Linked DNA regions of Homo sapiens: region 1 is linked to region 2. Evidence: chromatin loops called from intact Hi-C (ENCODE). Cell type or tissue: Calu3. All regions are shown on one strand. Each heading gives the region's core, and the rest is flanking DNA. Links, peaks and the distances in the headings are about the cores only.

What was found. A loop is a pair of places that touch in the nucleus more often than their neighbours do. Peaks named below come from ENCODE experiments on the same cell type or tissue, not always from the same donor. Only the 100,000 strongest peaks of a DNase experiment are listed, where the experiment ranks them.
Region 1: it touches region 2 in a loop (13-fold over the local background); 92 of 110 quality-filtered maps call a loop at or near these places.

What each region holds. Positions count from the first base shown.
Region 1 is chr6:83,510,374-83,513,178 of GRCh38, reverse strand. PRSS35 (serine protease 35) reads right to left here and starts at 645. Exons shown (of 2, transcript NM_153362.3): 1 at 485-645. In Calu3, for the core only: a CTCF peak has its summit at 1,136 (motif pointing right); DNase peaks (open chromatin) are centred at 578 and 1,188.
Region 2 is chr6:83,416,459-83,419,263 of GRCh38, reverse strand. The region is part of intron 1 of ME1 (malic enzyme 1); the gene reads left to right. Among named protein-coding and RNA genes, the nearest start is that of ME1, 13 kb to the left of the region's middle. In Calu3, for the core only: a CTCF peak has its summit at 1,208; no DNase peak of the experiment used is centred there.

The sequences.
Region 1 (2,805 bases), core at 192-2,691, 94 kb before region 2:
GAGTATTTCAAAGCAAGTCAAAAGCTTTTCTACTTCATTTCGCCGCCTCATTTTCTAAACGTTTTCCTATGCTCCTTTTGCTGACCTCCGCAGCCAAGTTGATAAAAGGGTAGAGGGGAGAGGCTAGCTTTCATAGTAACCCCGCCAAAGAGACTTTTCAGGAATGCGTTTCATACCTTTCTCAATGGCATCTGTTAACAATCATAAAAATAAAGAGGGTCCCCTCTGGTACTGCTTAAGCAGAAAGAATTCCATTTATATTCCAATGCAAACATTGTTGTCGTTAATATTAAACTGTGCAGAGGCCGGCACACAGAATTGCCTATGGGAAGGGTGGTTAGTTTCTTTGAGGACTGAAAGAAAGTGTCAAGTTTGATCCCTTTCTTCAAAGTCCTTCAAAGAAGCTCTCCTCGGGTAGGTCCTGCCTTTCTCAGGGAAATTTCTAAGTTCTAAGGTTGTTGGGTTTGGGGAGCTTCATCTTTACCTGCCAGGCTTGTTTGGTCCCCGAGGGCACTGTCAGCTGAGATCAGAGCTCCCGAGGAGGCGGGCGGGGACGCTGCAGCTGGGAGCCTCTCAGCCAGCCTGAGCCGGAGGCCGCCCCGCCAAGGCCGGGCCACAGCACCCAGAGCTCGCCACTGAGACTGCGGAGGGGGAGAGAGCTGCGCCGCACCACGGCCGGGAGATGGGAGGGGAAAGGGGGCGATGACGAGGGGCGGGCGCGGTGGGATGGAGTGGGGGGAGGGGAGGAGGAGGAGGTGGGCAAGAGGAGACGGAGAGGGAGGGCGGAGAGGGGAGTTCCCTGGAGGAACGGGGCGGACCTGGCCGTGTCTCACCCCAGCATTTCTGCCCCCAAGCTGAATTAAGCATTAGGAAAAATTCATGAGTAGGTTCACAGGGGATGCCTGTCCCTGTAATAGTATGCACTCCTTTAACAGTCTCAGGAGTTGTTCAGTTAAGAGTCTCATTCCTCACTGCTTGCTGTTGAGACCCCAGGCATCTAGAAGAACGGAGGGCGTCTCCCCAACCTTATCCCAAGCTAGTCTCCACCGGGGACCTAGCTTCTCTGGATGCACAAGCCTCAGGGTTACCCCGACTTGTACCAGGCGCCCAGGCTGCACACGAGGATGGGGACCTCAGGCTGGGACGCCTGGACCCCCGGGAGCATCCTGCGCTGCCTCCAGGGGGAGCGCGTCAGTTTCCGTCTGCAGGGAAAAGGCTGGTTTTCCTCTTTGGGCGAGTAACCTTTAAGGTCCTTTCCCATCTCAGTCCCACCAGCATTCTAACCTCATCCGTTCTCTCGACCTTTTATTCTCCTTTAGGAGAGGGGTGGGGGCCACATGAGAAAGGAAGCTTCATTTGTTTAACAACAAATTCTAGTGGGTGACAGGTCTGGGGCAAGATGAACTGATACAACGAGAGAATACATAAACAAAAACAAAAACAAAAACAAAAAAACTCGGTCCTGGCCCTAAAGCAGGGAGATCGAGTAAGTGCACAAGTACTTACAACACAAGGTCTTAGCATGTCTTGTAACACTTGGTTCGTTAGTAGGTTATTGCGTATCTCAAGTTCTGTGTACTTTTAATGAGATTATAACATACTTAGCATTGTCCCTCGTTATACTCAACGGACTAGTTCCAGGCCCTCTTCCCCTCCGCCCCCCCATACTAAAATCATCCCATATTCAAGTCCAAGTCCAGCTGTGGGCCCTGGGGAACCCGCGTATAGGAAAAGTCTGCCCTCTGTTTAAGCATTTCTGCCTGAAAATACTGTTTTCTATCCGCTTTTGGGTGAAAAAAAAAATCTGTGTATAAGTGGACCTGTGCAGTTCAAATATGTGTCCAAGGGCCAACTATATATACAATTTCATTGCTGTTTTCTCATTTAGCATTGTTAACATAAGCATTTACCCATATATTAAAATCTATTGGTAATTTTTACCAGTTAGAATTAGTTCTGAAGCTCTCTGTCACCAATTAGATCATAATAGTCATATGCATCTTTGAATCACCACCATCTACCACAGGGCCTGGCATATAGTAGCTGCTGCATTAGACGTGGAACTAAAAAGTTTGCTAGTCAGATGGAGTGTGGAGAAGTCACAGAGAAAGTCCAGAACTCAGAATGGGAATTCCGCCTGACACTAAATAGCTGTGTGCCCTGGGCCTCCGCTTTTTCATCTGTAAATTGAGATGGTTGAGCTGGAGGAGTTCCAAGGCCTGCAGCTCTCAAACATTTTTGGGATTCTAACACTGTATAAATCCAGAAGGATTCACTGTGGACCCAGGTCTGCTTCCTTCACTTTATTCAGCATTCTCCACTAGCATCACAGAAAGCAAACTTCCAGGGCTCTTTCATTTTCATGCCCCCCTTCTTGAGCCTTTGACCCCAAGCCCTTTTGTACCCTATTTCTGGATCTATTCCAGGTTGTCTTATCATTAATTTGACTGTTTTCAAAATTTATCGCTTTACTTCATCTGGTCCTGATGCTTCGTATTTACTATTTCTCTAGTTCTAGGTTTCTGGCTTCTTATTTTTAAAAAATTTTAATTCATTAAATTTTTAGAGACAGGGTTTTTAAATTATCACTCTGTCACCCAGGCTGGAGTGCAGTGGCAGGATCATAGCTGACTGCAGCTTCAAATTCTGGGCTCAAGCAATCCTCCCACCTCCACCTCCCAGGTACACAGGCACATGCCATCTCACCCAGCTTTTTAAATAATTTCTTTTGTGGAAGCAGGGTCTTGCTATGGTGCCTAGGCTGGTCTTGATGTCCTGGCCTCAAGTGATCCTCCTGCCTCAGCC
Region 2 (2,805 bases), core at 228-2,727:
AATCTGAGCTAGCCTTAGTATGTGGATTCCTTAATACGGTGAGTGATAAACATGCGGGTTGGCTATTGCTAAACTCACAACATTTTTATGAAATGGAATAACTAGTCAGGAAAGGTACTGGGGCTTCCCATACTTAGGATAATGTTTGAAACTTCTTACCTGGTTAACTAGGACTTGCCCACTCAGGTTCGTACCTTTCTTTCTAGTGCTCATCTTTTATCATTTCTCACAGTTGGTGCAGTTTCCTTCCCTACGCTTTCCCTGAGAAGCCAAGCTTTTCTGCATTAGGGGTTATATACATGCTGTTTCTTCTCTACCTACCCCCAACTTTTCACCTGGTCAACTGCTACTCTTTCTAGTCATCCTTCAGATTGCATTTTGACATTACTCCTCAGTGAACTATTTCTCTAACTGTCTAAATTAAGTTCTTCCTTTTCTTTTCCCTGTACTTATCACAATTGTTATAGTTATTTGTGTAGCTTTTCATATAATATCCTGTTAAGCTCTTTATATTGTAAGCCTAATGAGACTATGGATCATACCTGACAAGCCACTGTTTCGTTGGGGTAGTTCCTGTATGCATTGTAAGCATTCACTCAATGATATCTGTGAGTGTGATGATTAATTTTATCTGTCAACTTGCTTAAGCCACAGGGTGCACAGACATTTGTTCAAACATTACTCTTGTAACTCTTGTAGTGTCAGTGAGAGTGTTTCTGGATAAGATGAACATTTGAACTGAGTAAAGCAGATTGCCCTCCCTAATGTGGGTGGGCCTCATCCAATCAGTTAAAGGACGAAAAAGCTGAGTAAGAGGGAACTTCTCCTGCCTGACTGTCCTGAAGCTGGGACATCAAATTTTTCCTGCCCTTGGACTCAAACTAAAATGTGGGCTCTTCCTGGGTCTTGAACCTCCTGGCTTTCAGACTGGATCTACACCATTACCATTGGCTCTCTTGGGTCTCTAGCTTGCTGGCAGCAGGTCTTTGGACTTGTCAGCCTCCATAATCATGTGAGCCAATTATACTATTTCTCTCATAATAAATCTCTTCATATATATAAAGGTTCAGTTTCTTAGGAAAACTGACCAATACAGCGAGCTTCACAACCGCCCATAAAGTAACTGTAAAAGCAGAGAGAAAACATTTCTGCAAATCTCCACAGTGGATCTGAAGCAAGAAAGCCATCTTGTGGTGTTTCTGGGAATATCATGTCTGAGGTATATATCCCTTAAGAAACTGAAACAGTCCTCTGCAACAGTTTTCAACATATTTTGTGCCAAAGGCACAAAAGTTGGAAAGTTGATGAAGTCTGTGGTCTCCTTAAATCAATGATTTTAAATAAACAGTATACATAATATTACAAAGGAAACCACTTGTAATTAAATATAGGTATCAAAATATTAACAAATATATTTACAAGTGTGTATTGTAAGATATATTCCTCTTTATTGAAGACTCATATAGCAAGATAATATATTTAAATATGGGCAATTTAAAGTAAAGTTTTATTTTTTAAAGAGATCAATATCAAGGTTGTCTGCATGACTGGCCTGTGTGCCTGTTCATGTTATTAAAAAAAGTTGGGCCTGGCGTTGTAGCTCATGCCTGTAATCCCAGTACTTTGGGAGGCCAAGGCGGGTGGATCACAAGGTCAAGAGATCGAGACCATCCTGGCCAACATGGTGAAACCCCGTCTCTACTAAAAATACAAAAATTAGCTGTGCATGGTGGCACGCGCCTGTAGTCCCACCTGCTTAGGAGGCTGAGGCAGGAGAATGGCTTGAACCTGGGTGGCGGAGGTTGCAATGATCCGAGATCACGCCACTTCACTCTAGCCTGGGCGACAAAGTGAGACTCCGTCTCAAAACAACAACAACAACAACAACAACAAAAAACAACAAAAAAAACATGTTAGTTAGGCACAGTGGCTCCTGTAATCCCAGCACTTTGGGAGGCCAAGGGAGGAAGACTGCTTGAGGACAAAGGACAGGAATTTGAGATCAATCAGGGCAACATAGTGAGACCCTGTCTCAAAAAAAAATTTTTTTTCCAGATGTGGTGGTGTATGCGTATAGTTCCAGCTACTCAAGAAGCTAAGGCAAGAGGATTGCTTGAGCCCAGGAATTCGAGGCTGCAGTGAGCTATGATTATACTACCGCACTCTATCCTGGGCAACAGACTGTCTCTAAACAAAGCAAAACAAAGCAAAACAAAACCTTATTGCAGATCTAAAGCTACAGTAATTTCAAAGTAATGAAGAACATGAATGTTATTTCCAGATACATGCCACAGATGTAACATGGCATAAAAATAATTGTTATTTCTATTATGACAAAGACACAGAAACTACTTTTTTTTTTTTTTTTTTAGACAAATCTCACTCTGTCACCCAGCCTGGAGTGCAGTGGCATGATCTTGACTCACTGCAGCTTTGACTTCCCGGGCCAAAGACATCCTACCACCTCTGCCTCCCAAGTAGCTGGGACTACAGGTGCATGCCACCACACCCAGCTAATTTTTTTCTACTTTTTTTTTGTAGAGATGGGGATCTCACTATGTTGCCCAGGCTGGTCTCGCACTCCTGAGCTCAAGCGATCCTCCTGCCTTGGCCTCCCAAACTGCTGGGATTAGAGGCGTGAGTCACTGTGCCTGGCCAGGAACTACTATTATGTCTCTTGTTTATTTCATTTAAAATGGAAGGAAATACTAAATCTCATAGAGTTTGTGAAAAAGATGTCCAAGTTCAGGCCTCCTTAATTACTCATCCATACCTTGAGGATCTGTGATTAGGTCTGTGAATTTT